Linked DNA regions of Homo sapiens: region 2 is linked to region 1. The links are chromatin loops, found by intact Hi-C in ENCODE. Cell type or tissue: mammary epithelial cell. All regions are shown on one strand. Links, peaks and the distances in the headings refer to the core of each region. The heading gives the core; the rest is flanking DNA. Region 1 overlaps LOC101928391 (a long non-coding RNA gene). Region 2 overlaps SLC9A1 (solute carrier family 9 member A1).

Region 1 (9,134 bases), core at 609-8,608:
GTCCTTGGAAAGTTTTTGTTTTTTAAAGCATCTCCAGAAAAGCCTTTAATATGCAAATGCAGGTCATTAGAAACTGGGTCCACCCAACATGGCAATTCCTGCAGCCTTCTTGCTCTTGCCCCACATGTTCCTGGCAACATGGCTGCCCCCACATATCCCCACGTGTGTAAAACATCCTGGCACCCTGCATTTGCATATTAAAAGGCTAGGGTGGGAGGGCCAGCTTTTTTGCGGGCTAAGTGAATGACAGGCCTGGTCAAACCAATCCCCTGAGCCCCATGCAAATCAGACACCGCCTCCTCCAGCCTCTGTATATATACCTGGCTGGTTTGCACCCCACTTGGGGTTCCCTCTCTCAGCTTTGGAGTCCTCCTCTCTCTGTCTCTGTATGGGGGAGCTTCTTCTTTCTGCCTTCTCCCTTCTTGCCTATTAAACTCTCCACTCCTTAAAACAACTCTACATGTGTCTGTGTCGTTTTATCTAAACCAGCATGAGAACCAAGGACCCTGGTGTTCCTCCAATCATCAGAGCCATATCACCAGGATTTCTGAGTGCCCTTCCTATTGGTGGTAGAAGGTCCAACTTTTCTTCTCCTGAGGGAAGTCCAAGGATCCCAGAGTGTCTGACAGTCTAAACGAGGCCATCCTGATCCGTTTTTCCCAGCAAAGGAAGAAACCAAAAAATCTCATCTAGACCTCTGAGGGCCTCAGCCTTCCCCAAACCAGAAATTCCAGCAGTTTCTCACAGTACATCTGAGGAAATGAAATACTGCCTTTACAAAACCCCCAGGGACCCATCCTGATGGAATAACTTTGGGATATTGTTGTGGTTGGACTATTTGTCTCCACCAAAACTCATGTTGAAATACTTTTTTCTTTTATATATGTGTGTGTGTATATATATACATATATGTGTGTGTATATATACATATATGTGTGTATATACATATGTGTGTGTGTGTGTGTGTGTGTGTGTGTATATATATATATTTTTTTTTTTTTTTTTTTTTTTTTTTGAGATGGAGTCTCGCTCTGTCGCCCAGGCTGGAGTGCAGTGGTGTGATCTCGGCTCACTGCAAGCTCCACCTCCTGGGTTCACACCATTCTCCTACCTCAGCCTCCCGAGGAGCTGGGACTACAGGCACCTGCCACCACGCCCGGCTAATTTTTTTGTATATTTAGTAGAGAAGGGGTTTCACCGTGTTAGCCAGGATGGTCTCGATCTCCTGACCTCATGATCCGCCCGCCTCAGCCTCCCAGAGTGCTGGGATTACAGGTGTGAGCCACCGCGCCCAGCTCTTTTATATATTTGAGACAGGACCTCGCTCTGTTGCATAGGCTGGAGTGCAGTGGCACAGTCATGGCTCACTGCAGCGTCAACCTCCCTGGGCTCAGGCAATCTTCCCACCTCAGCCCCTGGAGTAGCTAGGACTACACGTGCATACCACCATGCCTGGCTAATTTTTTTATATTTTGTCAAGATGGGGTTTCACCATGTTGCCCAGACTGGTCTGGAACTCCTGGGCTCAAGCAATCAGCCCACCTTGGCCTCTCAAAGTGCTGGGATTGCAGGCATGAGCCAGTGCACCCAGCCTATGCCGAAATGTAATCCCCAGTGTGGCCATATTGAGAGGTAGGACCTCTAAGAGGTGATTGGATCATGAAGGCTCTGCCCTCATGAATGGATTAATCTCGTGGGTTAATGGATTAATGAGTTAATTGGTGATTATAGGAGTGGGACTGAGGACTTTATAAGAAGAGGAAGGGACACTGAGGGACACCACTCAGCCCCCTCACCATGCGACGTCATGCCCTCCCACAGGAGTCTGCAGAGAGCTCCCACCAGCAAGAAGACTCCCACCAGATGTGGCCCCTCGACCTTGGACTTCCCAGCCTCCAGAACTTTAAAAATACATTCATTTCCTTTAGAAATTACCCAGTTTCAGTATTCTGTTGTAAGCAACAGAAAACAAACTAAGACAGATGTCTGAATCTGTCAGAGCAGAGAAGTCCAGGCCCCAGCACAAGCTGTCATCCTGGAAGCTATCAGACCACATGCTTCCCAGGAAAGGAAGGGAGATGCAAGGTCGTGCAAACTGCAGGAAGCCCGCTGGCCTGTCCGGGCCCTGGGGGTCTGGTGCTGCTTCTCCCCTACCTGCCTTCAAATTTACCCCACCATCCACTTCATTCCCAGCAGATCTCACTGCCTATAGGCCTCAGGTGGCCAGAGACCAGGGACCTTTCTGCTCAGGATCTGCTTCCCAAGGACTCCTACTCTTTTCTCTGATTCTCCTTTTAGGGAATCCCTGAGACGCAGGAGCACTGTGGTGACTTCTTTCCTGCTGCTGTCACAGTCACGGGGCAGAGGGCAGAGACCCTAACCTAGAAGAGGAAGGTTTTCTCCCTGATGCCCCACAATTGTGCACCCAGCATACAGGGAAGAGCCAAGGAGCCAGGGAAACACTGCCCAGCCAGCACCCAGTGGGACAGATGTGTGCCCTGGCCCCGGTGCAGACCTCACTACCATGATGGCCTGCACACCCTGCCTGCCCACCTCCTTCCCCTTGGCCTGCTGCCCCTACCCCAGGGCAGGGTCTCAGCTGAGGAGGGAGCTGTGGTCACCCCAGCACTCCTTGCCTGCTGAGTTGGGATGGGACTGTGCTTGTAGTTATTCCCACTACATTCTGGAGAACTTTCCAGGCCCTTGGGAAGCGCATAGGAGGTGCTTCTTATGCTGCAGTCCTCCATGAATGTGAGTTTATGGGAAGGCCAGGGAAACAGTGAGGCCTGGGGACAGCTCTTCAGCCATCCTCTGGCCTGAGTAAAGCCGAGTATAGCAAAGAGATACAGCCTTCCCCGACGACCAGGACAGACCCAGAGGAGCAGTAGCCACTTTCTCACCTGTAAAATGGGAATGAAGCCGGAAGCGGTGGCTCACACCTGTAATCCCAGCACATTGGGAGGCTGAGGCAGGCGTATCACCTGAGGTCAGGAGTTCGAGACCAGCCTGGCCAGCATGGTGAAACTCCGTCTCTACTAAAAATACAAAAATTAGCTGGGCGTGGTGGTGTGCACCTGTAATTCCAGCTACTCGGGAGGCTGAGGCATGAGAATCACTTGCATCCAGGAGGCAGAGGTTGCAGTGAGCCGAGATCGCACCCCTGCACTCCAGCCTGGGTGACGGAATAAGATTTTGTCTCAAGAAAAAAAAGGGGGGGGAGGAATGAGAGCTTGAAAGGAGAGAAAGAAGTAAAGCTTTTTATTCATCCTCTGCTGAGGTGCCTTTTCCAGGTTTCCAGGGGGGTGTGGATACACCCAAAGGCAGGGCAGGGGTGGGGGGGGGGGCAGCATGGGATGGGGCCCTGAGATGGCAGAATTCATCCTCAAAGGTGAGTGAGGCCTTGCTCCTTCTGGGAGCAGCAAAGCCGGACAAGCAGAGACAAGGGCTGCTTCTTGGACACAAAGAATTCCTGGAGAGCCTCAGGAATACGACTTGGGGCCTGGACACTTTGTCAAATCAAAGATTGATTGAATCAGTGAATGGCTGAATTTATGGCTGGAGATGAGCTCACTTGGAAGCAGCCCTGTGATCATGAGAAAACTTGACCCAAAAGAGGGGGAATGGCCCGGCGCGGTGACTCACGCCTGTGATCCCTGCACTTTGGGAGGCCGAGGCGGGTGAATCACTTGAGCCCAGGGGTTCAAGACCAGCTTGGGCAACATAGCGAGACCACGTCTCAAAAAACTAAACAACAACAACCAAAAAAAAAAAGAAGGAAGGAGGAGGAGAAGAAGGATAAGGAGAAGGAGGAGAAGAAGAAGGTGGGGAGGGGGTGGGGAGAAAGGGTCCCGTGAAATCCTGAAGTCAGGAAACCTGACTCCTGCGGGGCCGCAAGGGTCAAAGAATTCCCCACGTGCGGCTGAGATTTTTGCCTCAGCGCCACCTGCTGGCGGTTACTGACCCTGGCTGCAGCTAGAAGTTACCGCCTGAATGGGGAAGATTTTGCAAAGAGGAGGACCAAGCTCTAAGATGGCCTGCCTGCTCAGCAATGGCTGCTACCTGATTCATCCTGATCCTTCCAGGAGTCGGCCAAGAAAATATATCAAAGCCTGGGAAAAGGCAAGAGATTTCTGGGTGTGTTCCTTTCAGAGGAGTGCCGGGTGTTGGCTGTGACCCTCTAGTGATGATCTGATTCTTTAGGGGTGTGTGCTTGTGTGCTTTTGATTGTCTTTGATTGGCTTTATAGCTCTGTAGGGATAGAGGCAATCTGAGGAAAACAGATCACAAAGCAAATGATTCCTGCTCATAACCGTGCAAAGGAATTTTGTCCAGTAGAGAATATAAATACCCGTAAGTCAAATTCTCAGTTGAACTTATTTTAACATCTTGCTGATTCCATGTCAATTAATAAGTCAAAGAAAATCTTTGACACATGTTCATTTTAATTTGTATGGGAGTCATGATATTGCCTCTTTGAAAGTTATCCTGGAGCAGGTCCTTTGCGCATAAGAAATCTACAAAGTCTCTCACACATTTCCTCCCTTCCCTCCCACAACCGGTTCAGGTGAGACCAACAACTGCATCCTCTGGGTCCCCAGACCCAGCCTCACCCTCCAGACTGCCAGCTCCCAAGGGCAGGGGCCAAGTCTGATCCTTGCTGGAACTGCGGCGCTCTTGTAGATGCTGTTGAATGAGTCTATGGATATATTTAGATATAACTCACCTTATTACTTATTACTTATCCATTACTGGCGATGGAGCACCAATGGGAAAGGCAATGCATGCACGTGGCCGAACGCTTCTGAGCCTCAGTTTCTGCATCTGCAAAATGAGGATAACGGGTTCGGCCTACAGATGGAGAAGTCTTAAGCCAATCCTGCCTGTTTTCCATTTATCTCTTTTGGTTTCTATTCCTACCTCCTATCCCACCCCCAGGATGCTAAGAACAGGAACCAGGTCATTTCCTCTGGCTCCCCACCCTGCAAGGCCCACAGGAAGTGTTCCGTTAAGTCCTCCTACCTGGTTCATGAATGACAAGGGGAGGAGGGGTTGGTTTAAGAAGCCTGGGCGTGGAGGGAGAGGTGCCTGCTCAGCGGGAGACTCGGGCTCCAGTGCTGGAGGGAAAGGGGTACGTACAGGGAACCCCTAGGAGACAAACCGAAGGGAGAGGCTGAAGTGGCTGGACTTTAAGCAAATCTAGTGCCAAGCCCCACTCCATCCAAGCTTGAGGAGCCTACCTGCTTCTCTGGCCCTTTTTCCCCGCAAACAGCTTCCTCTGCTAAGAAGCGCCGCTGAGTCCCTCATAACTGGGATTCAGGCGCCATCTCGTGGCCATTCCTGGAACTGCCAAGGCTGAGGGGAGCCCTGACGTCCCAGGATAGAGGAAACCAGGCCAACACTTCTCCAACTTTCTGGACCTCCATCCTCCTCATCTCCATCTTCTCCTTTCCATTTATTGAGCACTGACTATGCCAGCCTCTGTGCTCAGCCCTTTACAGGCCCTTAGCACATTTATTTCTTGAATAGCCTTAAAAGGAAGTTATATTTAAGGTATGCTTATTATCATTTTACAGCTGGGCGCAGTGGCTCACACCTGTAATCCCAGCACTTTGGGAGACCCAGGCAGGCGGATCACCTGAGGTCAGTAGTTCGAGACCAGCCTGGCCAACATGGTGAAATCCCGTCTCTACTAAAAATACAAAAATTAGCCGAACGTGGTGGTGGATGCCTGTAATCCCGGCTACTCTGGAGGCTGAGGCAGGAGAATCGCTTGAACCAGGCGGCGGAGGTTGCGGTGGGCCAAGATTATGCCAGTGCTCTCCAGCATGGGCGACAGAGCGAGACTACGTCTCAAAAAAAAAATCCAGATGTGGTGGCTCACGCCTGTAATCCCAGAACTTTGGGAGGCTGAGGCAGGAGGATCACCTGTAGTCAGCAATTCAAGACCAGCCTGGTCAACATGGTGAAACCCCGTCTCTACTGAAAATACAAAAAATTAGCCGGTCATGGTGGCGGGTACCTGTAATCCAGCTACTCAGGAGGCTGAGGCAGGAGAATCACTTGAACTTGGGAGGCGGAGATGGCAGTGAGCTAAGATTGCGCCATTGCACTCCAGCCTTGGCAACAAGAGCAAGATGCTGTCTCAAAAAAAAAAAAAATTTTACAGATGAAGAAACTGAGGCACAGAGAGATGAAAGAGTTTTCCCAAAGGCACGCAGCTAGGAATTGGACCAGAATAGCTTTTCTCTGGAAAGGAGAGTGACAGTGACGCAGCTGGTCCTGCCCCTCAACAGTCATTTGGGCCTGGAGCCCTTCAGCTCTAATTCAAATATGGTTTGGGACTGGGCACAGTGGCTCACACCTGTAATCCCAGCACTTTGGGAGACCAAGGTGGGTGGATCACTTGAGGTCGGAGTTCGAGACCAGCCTGGCCAACACAATGAAACCCTGTCTCTACTAAAAATACAAAAATTAGCCGAGCGTGGTGGCGGGCGCCTGCAATCCCAGCTGCTCGGGAAGCTGAGACAGGAGAATCACTTGAACTGAACCTGAGAGGCAGAGGTTGCAGTGAGCTGAGATAGCGCTACTGTACTCTAGCCTGGGCAACAAAGCAAGACTCTGTCTCAAAAATAAATAAATAAATAAATAACGTAAAAATACAAAAAATTAGCCAGGCATGGTGGCAGACCCCTGTAATCCCAGCTCACAAGCGTGAGCCACTGCATCCGGCCAGTCTCCTGTAATTCCATCTCAGTTCCTGTTAATGCCCTTCACAGCCCCTATCACTGTTTATATGGCCTGATTTACTTAAGTGTCTGTCTCCCACCCAAGACTGTGGGCTTCCCGAGAGCAGGGACCTTGTCTGTTTTCTTCACTGCCATGTCCCCAGAGCAAAACATGGATTCCAGAATACAAAATAGGAGCTCAATAAACATCTGTGAGTAACTGATACATAGATTAATTAATGGAAGATTAACCAAAGACTTGTCCCTGCCCTGTGTCTCAAAAAAAGACACTGTCTCAAAAAAAAAAAAGCCAGAGAGGGTGCCGAGTGTGGGGAGATAACACGAGGCAGAGGCCAGGTGGAGGAAGGTCTCTTGCCCACTGGTATGCCCAAATGAGGATGTAACATGTAGTAACAAAGGGACACAATGGGAGGAACGCAGGAGCTGCTCGCCAGGCCACTGTGCGCTTGCATCTCATTACCCAGCCACACCTCCCACTGTGCACTATGAATTCATATTTTCTATAAATCCTCTAATTATCTTGTGAATAATAGCACAATTACATGGCATTGCATTGTGTGTGTGTTTTTAAAAAGTTCGTTTGTTAAACATAAACCTTTAAAATGCATGATGTTTTCCGCAGCCTTTTTATTTTTTAATTTAATAACACTGGAAGCCTTAAAATTGGAAGCAGCAGGGGCTTTTCCTTTTTTTTTTTTTTTTTTTTGAATCGGAGTTTCTCTCTTGTCACCCAGGCTCGGGTGCAACGGCGCAAACTTGGCTCACTGCAACCTCTGCCTCCCAAGGTTCAAGAAATTCTCCTGCCTCTGCTTCTGAGTAGCTGGGATTACAGGTGCCCACCACCACGCCGGGCCAATATTTGTGTTTTTAGTAGAGACGGGATTTCACCCTGTTGGCCAGGCTGGTCTCAAACTCCTGACCTCAGATGATCCACCCGCCTCGGCCTCCCAAAGTGTTGGGATTACAGGCGTGAGCCACCCATGCCCGGCCTGCAACAGGGGCTTTTCTTGACCTTCAAGAGGTTGGTCCTGGGGTAGTCTACACGCACAGTCACACTCACACAGCCACCCACCCTCACACTCACTTGCCCATGGTGCCCAGCCAGAGGGCAGAGACCTGTTCCCCTGCCACCACAGGGTGACCTTGGGCAGGTCACTGCAGCGTCTTCACTACCTGGGCTCCACCTCACTCAGCCCTTTTACACAGAACATGTTTACATGTTTTACAAAAAACATTCCCATCCTCGTGGACCTTCATTACAAAACAGTCAGAGATGTGTGTGTCCATTTTACAGACAGGTAAAATGAGGCTCTGAGAGGTGCCTGCTCAAAGCTGCTGGGGAGAGCACAGGGACTCCAGAGAAGACAAGATGGGGACGGGTGGCCTGGCATGGTGGCTCATGCCTGTAATCCCAGCACTTTAGGAGGCTGAGGCGGGCGATCACTTGAGATCAAGAGTTCGAGACCAGCCTGGCCAACATGGTGAAACCCCATCTCTACTAAAAATACACAAATTAGCCAGGTGTGGTGGTGGGCAACTGTAGTCCCATCTACTCTGGAGGCTGAGGCAAAAGAATTGTTTGAACCCAAGAGGCGGAGGTTGCAGTGAACTGAGGTCACACCACTGCACTCCAGCCTGTGTGACAGAGCAAGACTCCATCTCAAAAAAAAAAAAAAAAAAAAAGATGGGGATGAAGAGATTGAAAGGTTTAAAGGTGACCAGAGGGGCAGGAGAGTGTCAACATGAACGCTTGGGTGGGCTATGACCTTCGATAGACCTATGTTTGAATCCCAGCCCCACCATTCATTTATCTTGGGTAAATTACTGAAGCTCCCTGAGCCCCAGTTTCCAAATCTTTACAGTGGGAATAATGATAGCATCACCCCAAGATCCTCTCGTGCAGGTTCAATGAGGCAGTATGGGTGAAATAGCTGCTGTTATTTTCAGACTTACCAAGCTTGTGACCCTGGAGTGTAGGGTGAGGTGCGGTGGGGAAGAGGCCACTCAGGGTACAGCCTGCCCAGCCACAGGCTGGGGAGACTCCTGCTGTGTTGCTGCCTCTGCCTGCTAGACAGTAGTTATTTTACAATTACTATCGTCCATCCTTTCCCATCACTCCTGCTTTAGAGTTTACAGAGTGCTTTCATTCATTCATCCCTCCATTCACTCATTCAGCTTTTACAGAGTGCCTCTTATGTAAGCCAGGCATGGTGCCGGGCTTCCAGTATATCCTGGTGAACGAGGTAGGTACTGTCCTTGCACCTGGACGACTTACAGACATCCAGTAGTTAATCACACGAATAAATATGTAGTTAGAAATTGGATTGCCGGGCGCAGTGGCTCACACCTGTAATCCCAGCACTTTGGGAGGCCGAAGTGGGCAGATCA
Region 2 (9,134 bases), core at 303-8,302, 52 kb before region 1:
GCCCTTCAGCCCCTCTCTACGGCAGCCCTGCCCTGCCCGTGCCCCTCGGCACCCACCCCAGGACTGGCCCGGCCTCCAGCACTGCCCCCACCCCTCCATGAGCAGAGCCTTCCGGGGCCCGCACTGCCCTGACGCTGTCCCTCCCACAGCTGCGGTCCTACAACAGACACACGCTGGTGGCAGACCCCTACGAGGAAGCCTGGAACCAGATGCTGCTCCGGAGGCAGAAGGCCCGGCAGCTGGAGCAGAAGGTAGCCTCTGCCTTCCTCTGGGAATCTGTATCCCACCCCACTCGCCCAAGCTCCGCCACAGCCTCTAAGGAAATGTACCCATTCTAGGAACAGGGTTTGGCTTTCGAGGGGCTTTTAGCAGTGTAAGGGCATGGAGAGCCATGAGTTCTAAGCAAGGGATTGGCGTGGGGTTGTGGGGCATGGCCTGGGTTAGGGCAGTGGCAGGGGACAGAGGAATGGGTGGATTTAAGGCTGAGCAGTGTAGGTGTATTCAGGGAGGCTGTGACAGGAGCCTGGGATGAGCCCTTAGGAGCTCCTGAGGGGCCAGTACGGGTGCCCACACAGGCACAAGGGAGGGGGAGCAAGCGCCCTGCATATACGAAAGGTGGGGTGTGCACTGGCCGGGTTCTGTCCTGAGGGGCTCCCTCTGCCCAGCTGCCTGTGCTCACCCCGTCTGTCCTCTCTGTCAGATCAACAACTACCTGACGGTGCCAGCCCACAAGCTGGACTCACCCACCATGTCTCGGGCCCGCATCGGCTCAGGTAAGGGCCTGGCGAGGGGCCTCAGGACTGGGCACTCTGAGCTGCCACCTCCTGAGGATGGGGCTCCACAGGAACAGTCCTCAGCCACTGGGAGGACAGGCCTGGCCCTCGCTGACCTCAGGATCCCCTCCCAAGCCATGAGCTGCTTCTACGTCAGGGGCCATCCCTAGGGAGAGAGACGTTCCGGGCGAGGACTGTGTGGGGAGCTGGGAGAGCCACGGTGCCTGGCAGGAAGGCAGGGTATCTGCCCCATCGAGACCCCCAACACGTGTGGGGAACGTGAGGGCAGGGCCCCAGGGCAGACTGACTCAGGGAGGAGCCCCAGGCCTTGGCCTGTGGAGGGACACCTCTGGGAGCCCCTGTCAAAGGAGAGGGCCACAGTCTGAGGAAGAGAAGCTGTGGGGTGGAAGGTCGCAGAGGCCTGCTTCTGAGGCCTGTTGGGACCGGGACGGCTGTGCTCATGAGAAGGCCTGAAGGAGGCACTGACGCGGCCGAGTGGCACGTGCTGGGCCGGGCTCCAGAGCGGAACCCAGCTTGTGCCTTGCTCTTGGTCCCCAGACCCACTGGCCTATGAGCCGAAGGAGGACCTGCCTGTCATCACCATCGACCCGGCTTCCCCGCAGTCACCCGAGTCTGTGGACCTGGTGAATGAAGAGCTGAAGGGCAAAGTCTTAGGGTTGAGCCGGGATCCTGCAAAGGTGGCTGAGGAGGACGAGGACGACGATGGGGGCATCATGATGCGGAGCAAGGAGACTTCGTCCCCAGGAACCGACGATGTCTTCACCCCCGCGCCCAGTGACAGCCCCAGCTCCCAGAGGATACAGCGCTGCCTCAGTGACCCAGGCCCACACCCTGAGCCTGGGGAGGGAGAACCGTTCTTCCCCAAGGGGCAGTAACACCAGGGCCAGCAGGCAGCGCCTGTCCCCTCACAGACTCTTCCACCAGAGCAGGGGCTGCTGGGGGCTCCCCTTGCCCTTCCTGACCCGGATTGGCCCTGCCCCTCCCCCTACCGCATGGCAGCTGGGCCCACAGCCCCCACCCCAGCACAGCTCCTCCCCTGCCGCCTCCCGGGAAGCATCCTCCCCACCAGAGCTGCCTCCCCAATCCATTTGGCAGAACTGCTGGGGCTGGTGAGGCCGGCCCTGCCCCTCCCTAGATCCAGGCTTCTCCCGGACCTGGACTAGGGCCTCGGAGGCTCCTCCCTCTGCCTCATCCTCCTCCTCATTCAGACCAATCTTAGTTTCTAACCAAAGAGTCTCTGGCTCAGCTGTGGTCCCACCCAGGAAGGGAGGGAGCTGAGGCCTCCCTTGAGTAGGCCCTGCTTTATCAGGGGACAAACCAGGGGTACCAGGCACATGGCTGGGGGAGGGACTGCTGACCCACCAAGGTCTCACACTCCTCCTGCCAGCTCTGTCACCCTGGCCACCACCCAACCTGTCCTTACTCAGAGCTGCGGGCTGAGGGCATCTCTGAGTGTCTCTGCCTGGAGCAGGGGTGGTTTCTACGGTGACAGTGACGTGACTCAGAGCTTTTCGAACTGTGCTCCCACGGGGACCACTGGGCCCCTCAGGGGAAGCTGCTAGGGGAAGGACTGGCCGTGGCTCCAGAATGTGCTGCCTTTTTAAGTTTTGTTTGTTCACACTCCTATATATGATTGTTTGCACAGAGGGCGCTCCTGTTTTTAAAACATTTTGAAAACCCCTGGCTGAACAGTGCTCTGCCTCTAACTCCCTCCTCACACTCCAGAATTACCCTTCCTCATCTGTGCCTGTCTGTCCAACCCCTCCCCCACGTCTCTCTGCCTGCTGGGCTCTTAACTGTTGCTCGAAGACTGTGACATCAGAAGTAACTCCCACTCCTAATCAAGAGTCTCTCCAGCCTCACAGATGCTGGCCTCTTGGCACCTGCCTAGCTCTTGGGCCTGACCTCCAGTCCTGCTGGCCTGCTCTTACTTCCCCCACCCTGGGTTTGGCCCCTGGAACCTTTCCCTTGTGTGTACCACACCCTGCCTGCTGTGGAGCCCATTGTGGAGGCGGTGGGGGGGAGAAGGCCTCCCCTGAGGATCCCCTGTCCCCTGGGGCTGGTGGATTGGGCAGAATCCTGGGCCCCCAGAGACCTTTGCCCACACACACTCCTTCCCCTTGTCCCTGGGGCACTCCCCCAGGATTGTGCAATAGTCAGAGTGTCCCTTTTTGCAGGGGACTGGGCCATGGGTCCTCGGCCCATCTGTCCATCCTCCTCTCCATGCAAGTGCTGTTTGGGCAGGAGTCACCATGCAAGGGTGACATCGACAACCACGTACCAAGCCACCGCAGCTGCTGCCACTCTGCTGCCTGTACAGAAGAAACTGAATCTTTTTCATATTCTAATAAATCAATGTGAGTTTTTAATAGAGTCAAGGGCTGCTTTCTGGGGACGAGGGTCTTTAGGAGGGAGGGTGGCCTGAGGGCGTGAAGTACTTAGTTCAAAGGCTGGCACAGAAACACTTCATGGCTGTCAGCTGCTGGGGTGGTTGTTCCCACATGCCAGGCACTGAGATACCACAATGAGCTAAGCAGGACGTGCCCTGCCCCGCGGGGGAGAGCGGCACTAACCAGTGCCCAGTGTTTGTGCAAGAGGTGAAAAAGAGGCAGAGGGGAGGGAGGGACGGCGAGGAGGACCCTCCTGAGTCCCGAGTGAGTGAGATCCCAGGAGGGGACTGAAGAAGGAGCCAAGGCTTCCGGGTGGAAAAGGACCCAGAAAGTTCCCAAACATTGTAACTGGGAGCTGTGCCCACGAACACTGGGACCTGAGAAAAGGCCGGGTGGCTGGGTCAGAGTGACAGGGGAGGCAAGGATGGGGCCGCGTGCTCCATGGTTAAGATTTTGCTCTTAACCGTGGGAAGACCAAAAGGGCAGTGGGAAGTCACTGAAGCCCTCAAGTTCTCACCTGTAAAGTGGGGACAGTGACCCCTGCATGAGATAAGCTCAGGTGTGTACAAACTGAGCCTCCCTAATCAGAAAACCCAACACAACGCCATGAATGGAGAATGCACACCTGACCTCATGAGACAGTCAAAACTTTGCTGCATGTGCAATATTTAAAATATATAAAATTGGGCCGGGCGCGGTGGCTCATGCCTGTAATCCCAGCACTTTGGGAGGCCAAGCTGGGCGGATCACCTGAGGTCAGGAGTTCAAGACCAGCCTGGCCAACATGGCAAAACCCCATCTCTACTAAAAATACAAAAATTAGCTGGGCATGGTGATGTATGCATGTAATCCCAGCTACTCGGGAGGTTGAGGCAGGAGAATCACTTGAACCCAGGAGGTGAAGGTTGCAGTGAGCTGAGATGGAACCACTGCACTCCAGCCTGGGTGACAGAGCAAGACTCTGTCTCAAAAAAAATAAAATATGTAACATTAATTTCAGGCTATGGGTAGAAACTGTATATGAAACATAAATGAATTTCGTGTTTAGACTTGGATTCTATCCCCAAGATATCTCATTATGTATGTGCAAATATTCCAAAATCTGAAACACTTCTGCTTTCAAGCATTTGGGGTAAGGATTGCTCAATCCCTAATGGGCTCGGTTCAGCAGAGGTTGGAGCCCTGAGGTGCATTTCCTGGATCCAACCACCAGAGGGCAGTGGGGCCTTGGCGCGCACCCCTGGCACCCTTCGAACCTGGGCTGTCCAGGAAAGCATCTCCTTTGCCCAGTCTGGGACCTGAGTGTGGAGCTGGTTTAACTCACAAAATCTGAAGCGGTTAGTGCCAAGAGGATTACAGGGTTATTATCAAAGGATTATTCCTGTATCCATCGGTTCCCTAGCAGGAAATGGATGTTACAGCCATCCCTCCATATTTTCCGGGGATTGGTTCCAGGACCCACATGGAAACCAAAATCCTTTCATGCTCAAGTTCCTGATGTAAAATGGTGTAGTGCTGTTGGCCCTTCATGGATTCTGCATCCATGGATTCAACCAACTGCAAATTGAGAATATTTGGGGAAAAAATTCAAATAATAAAGTGTAACAACTATTTACATAGTATTTACATTGTAATCTAGAGATGATTTAACGTATATGGGAGAATGGCTGGGCACAATGGTTCATGCCTGTAATACCAGCACTTTGGGAGGCCGAGGCGGGCGGATCATTTGGGGACAGGAGTTTGAGACCAGCCTGACCAACATGGTGAAACCCCGTCTCTACTAAAAATAAAAAAAATAGCTGGGTGTGGTGGTGCATGCTTGTAGTCCCAGCTACTAGGGAGGCTGAGGCAGGAGAATCACTTGAATCTGGGAGGTGGACTTTCCAGTGAGCCGAGATCGCGCCACTACACTCCAGCCTGGATGACAAAAAAAAGTATATAGGAGAATGTATGTAGGTTATAGCCAAATACTACATTATTTTATATAAGGGACTTGAGCTTCCTTGGATTTTGGTACCTGGGAGGGTCCTGGAACCAATCCCCCATGGACACCAAGAGATGGATGCATTTGCGTATAACCAACACTCATGTTCCCATATACTTTAAATCATCCATAGACTACCTATAATACCTAATACAATGTAAATTCTGTGTAAGTAGTTGTCAGCTGGGTACGGTGGCTCACTCCTATAATCTCGGCACTTTGGGAGGCGGAGATGGGCGGATCACTTGAGCCTAGGAATTCAAGACCAGCCTGTGCAACATGGTGAAACCCCACCTCTACAAAAAAGACAAAAATTGGCCAGGCATGGTGGTGCACTGGTCCCAGCTACTTGGGAGGCTGAGGTGGGAGGATTGCTTGAGCCCAGGAGGTCGAGGCTGCAGTGAGCCATGTTCACGCCACTGCACTCCAGCCTGGGCAACAAAGCAAGACCCTGTCTAAAAAAAAAAAAAAAGTTGTTATACGGGTTTTAAAGTTGTATTTTTATTGTATTGTTATTTTTTGTTTACTCATTTTTATGTTTTCAATTTGTGCTAGGTTGAATCTGAGGCTGCAGAACCCGAGGGTACAGAGGCCGACTGTGTATTTAAAGGGGTACCAAGAGCCTTCCACTAAGGGATTAATTAGAGATGTGGGCGGGGTTGTGGGAACCTACCAGGGATGGGACCCAGCAGGGCTCACACTACAGGAAGCCATTACAACCCATAGACCTGAAAGGGCAAGAGGAGGGAGCTCTCATCATGGGAGGGGACTGCCCAGCTAGAACTGTGGCCATGCTTAGAACACCCCCTGCCAGAGAGGGAGCCGGGGAGGTTGGGGGTGGACAGCTTTCATCCTGATGGTGCCTCCCACTGGCGAGTCCCAACTGAAAGCCTGAAGAGAAGGCAGCCAGAGTAGGTCAGCCCTTCATCGAATGGGGAGTGTGGATGTGGAAGGGAAACAGGAGATCCAAGCAGGGCTATTCCTTTTACCCCTCAGCACCCACTCTTGTCCTTTGGGTGAAAAACTCATGTCCCTATTGCTTAATGGTTGCAGAATTTCTGTTTGGGATGATGAAAAAGTTTGGGAAATAGGTTGTGGTGATGATTGTACAACATTGTGAATGTACTAGATACCACTGAAGTGTTTGCTTTAAAATGGTTAGTTTTATGTTATGTGAATTTCATCTTCTTTTTTTTTTAATGGAAGGAACAATCTCATCAACACCATCAACCTTGTCAGATTCACCCTGGTCTTGTCATACTCACCTGGAGCAACAGGGCTTTTTTTTTTTTTGAGACGGAGTCTCGCTCTGTTGCCCAGGCTGGAGGGCAGTGGCGCAATCTCGGCTCACTGCAAGCTCCACCTCCCGGGTTCATGCCATTCTCCTGCCTCAGCCTCCCAAGTAGCTGGGACTACAGGTGCCCGCCACCATACCTGGCTAACTTTTTGTGTTTTTAGTAGAGACGGGGTTTCACCGTGTTAGCTGTGTTAGGATGATCTCGATCTCCTGACCTCGTGATCTGCCCGCCTCGGCCTCCCAAAGTGCTGGGATTACAGGCGTGAGCCACCATGCAACCGGCCTCTTTAAATAAGACAACGGGGCATGCAAATAACAGAAAATTGCTACAGCCCCCACTTTGGCAGCTGGTCACCAGGCCCAAGTTAGCAATCACAGCATCCTTCCTCCACCCCCACTTTCCTCTAACCATGTGCCAGCACTGTGGCTGACTGGGGTTTTTATAGGTGGGGTGTCCTAAACCTTTACTCCTGTGCAATGCAGCCTCTTCTGGTCTTATGTTTGTTGGATTGTCACATTTCCCCTTCACTGTCAATACTGGAAGGGGGACTGGGGGGACTGAGGCACCTGGTGAATCCCCTCTTTTCTGTCATTGTCTTCTGCCCTCCCCACATTGTGTAGCAGGAACTTATTTTCCTTCTGGCAATCCTAGCTGATCACCCTGTCAGGTACAGAACAGTTGACCCTCTTCTCCGCCTTTTAGTTAAGCAACATACAGACCTCAAAATGACCAGGGGAGAACACTCTACTTCCAATTCTTTTCTTTTCTTTTTTTTTTTTTGAGACAAGAATCTCGCTGTGTCACCCAGGCTGGAGTGCAGTGGCACGATCTTGGCTCACTGCAACCTCTGCCTCCTGGGTTCAAGTGATTGTCGTGCCCCAGCCTCCCGAGTAGCTGGGATTACAGGCCTGCACCACCATGCCCGACTAACTTTTGTATTGTTAGTAGGGACGGAGTTTCACCATGTTGGCCAGGCTGGTCTTAAACTCCTGAGCTCAAGTGACCCACCCACCTCGGCCTCCCGAAATGCTGGGATTACAGGCGTGAGCCACCGCGCTCAGCCTCTACTTCCAGTTCTAAAGGAGTCATATCCACATTCCCTGGAGGGAGTGTTCCTCTTTTGAGCATAAAGCTCACCCACTGAACACAAAATTTAGGGCACAGGAAGCCAAAACTCTTCCAGTGGGTAATTGGGAATAGTGGTGAGAAAAGCTACTCCCATATCCATCCCTTGGTCCCTGGGCCTGTGTATTTTGGCTGTCAAAGAGGTAGGACCGTATATTAGCCATTGATTTCAAGCGTGTGCTGCTTCCTACCCATCAACAGCTCAGCTGCGGGGGTTGTCTCCCACCTGGCGCCGTAACTCTATTCTGCCCAGTCAGCTTCTTCTGGTTGCAGGGCCTGTTTTAAGACCAGTGTGTTCTGGGCCGGGCACAGTGTCTCATGCCTGTAATCCCAGCACTTTGGGAGGTCGAGGTGGGCAGATCACTTGAAGTCAGGAGTTCGAGACCAGCCTGGCCAACATGGTGAAACCCTGTTTCTACCAAAAATACAAAAATTAGCCAGGCGTGGTGGCAGACACCTATAATCCCAGCTACTCAGGAGGCTGAGGCAGGAGAATTGCTGGAATCAGGGAGCGGGAGGTGGCAGTGAGCTGAGATCATGCCACTGCACTCCAGCCTGGGCGACAGAGTGAGACTCCGGGAAAAAAAAAAAAAAGGAAAGAAAGGAAAGGAAAGGAAAGGAAGGGAAGGGAGGGGAGGGGAGGGGAAGGAAAGGGAAAGACTGCTCTCTTCATGACAGGGGGTCGGTGTAGTCAATCTGCCAGTGGGTGACTAGCTTGCCCCCTTAAGTGAGTCTCACCATTTTTGGTCTCAGGAGTCTTTTACACTCTTAGAAACTTAGGATCTTTGAGGATCCCAGTGGGTTTTTTTTTAATGTGAGTTATATCTATCAGTTTTACTGAATTAGAAATTAAAACTTTATTAATCAATTTAAAACTAATAAACCCATTCCATGTTAACATAAGATTTTTAATGAAAAATAACTTTTTCAAAACAAAATTTGTTAGAATAGCATTTGACATTTTGGCAGGTCTCCAGAGCTGGCTTAATAGAAGACAGCAACATTCTCAAATCTTCAGCATTTGATCTGTTGTATGCTTGCTATGTAGCCCATGGGAAATTCCACTCTACACTCAATGACAGTGAAGAGGGCAAATAATGTCTTAGTATTAATATGAAAATAGATTTGACCTCACAGAACTCCTGCAAGGGTCTTGGGGACCCCCAGCGAATGGTGCCATGTAGGAAACTCAGCTTGGTCTTTGCTGTTGGACAGCTTGGCACTCAACGATGCCATTGCCGTGTCAGATCTGGTGAGGGAAATGTGTTGAGTCTATGTGTATTAGTTTTCTGTGGCTGCTGTAACAAATTATCACAAGCTTTGTAGCTTGAAACACTATTTTCTGACAGCTCTAAAAGAAGTCTGAAATGCATTTCCCTGGACTAAAATCAAGGTGTCAGCAAGTCTGCCCTCCTTTCTGGAGGCTCTAAAGAGACTCTTGTCTGCCCTTGCCAGTTTCTAGATGCCCCCTACCATCTTGAAAGCCAGCAACATCTGGTTGGGTGTTTCTCACATCACATCACTCTGCCTGACTCTTCCA

The links. Peaks named below come from ENCODE experiments on the same cell type or tissue, not always from the same donor. Only the 100,000 strongest peaks of a DNase experiment are listed, where the experiment ranks them.
Region 2: it touches region 1 in a loop (13-fold over the local background); 105 of 110 quality-filtered maps call a loop at or near these places.

Annotation. Positions count from the first base shown.
Region 1 is chr1:27,040,905-27,050,038 of GRCh38, reverse strand. It overlaps LOC101928391 (a long non-coding RNA gene), which reads right to left. Exons shown (of 8, transcript XR_007065559.1): 4 at 5,020-5,145; 5 at 4,724-4,821. Among named protein-coding and RNA genes, the nearest start is that of TENT5B, 33 kb to the right of the region's middle. RefSeq lists enhancers at 1-403, 3,235-3,735, 7,213-7,765. In mammary epithelial cell, for the core only: CTCF peaks have their summits at 3,941 (motif pointing left) and 5,334 (motif pointing left); DNase peaks (open chromatin) are centred at 3,628 and 5,308.
Region 2 is chr1:27,092,842-27,101,975 of GRCh38, reverse strand. SLC9A1 (solute carrier family 9 member A1) reads left to right here. Exons shown (of 12, transcript NM_003047.5): 10 at 150-251; 11 at 701-773; 12 at 1,332-3,167. The coding sequence ends at 1,669. Among named protein-coding and RNA genes, the nearest start is that of SLC9A1, 58 kb to the left of the region's middle. RefSeq lists an enhancer at 1-153. In mammary epithelial cell, for the core only: a CTCF peak has its summit at 4,389 (motif pointing right); DNase peaks (open chromatin) are centred at 2,245, 3,325 and 4,385; H3K27ac peaks cover 1,995 bases.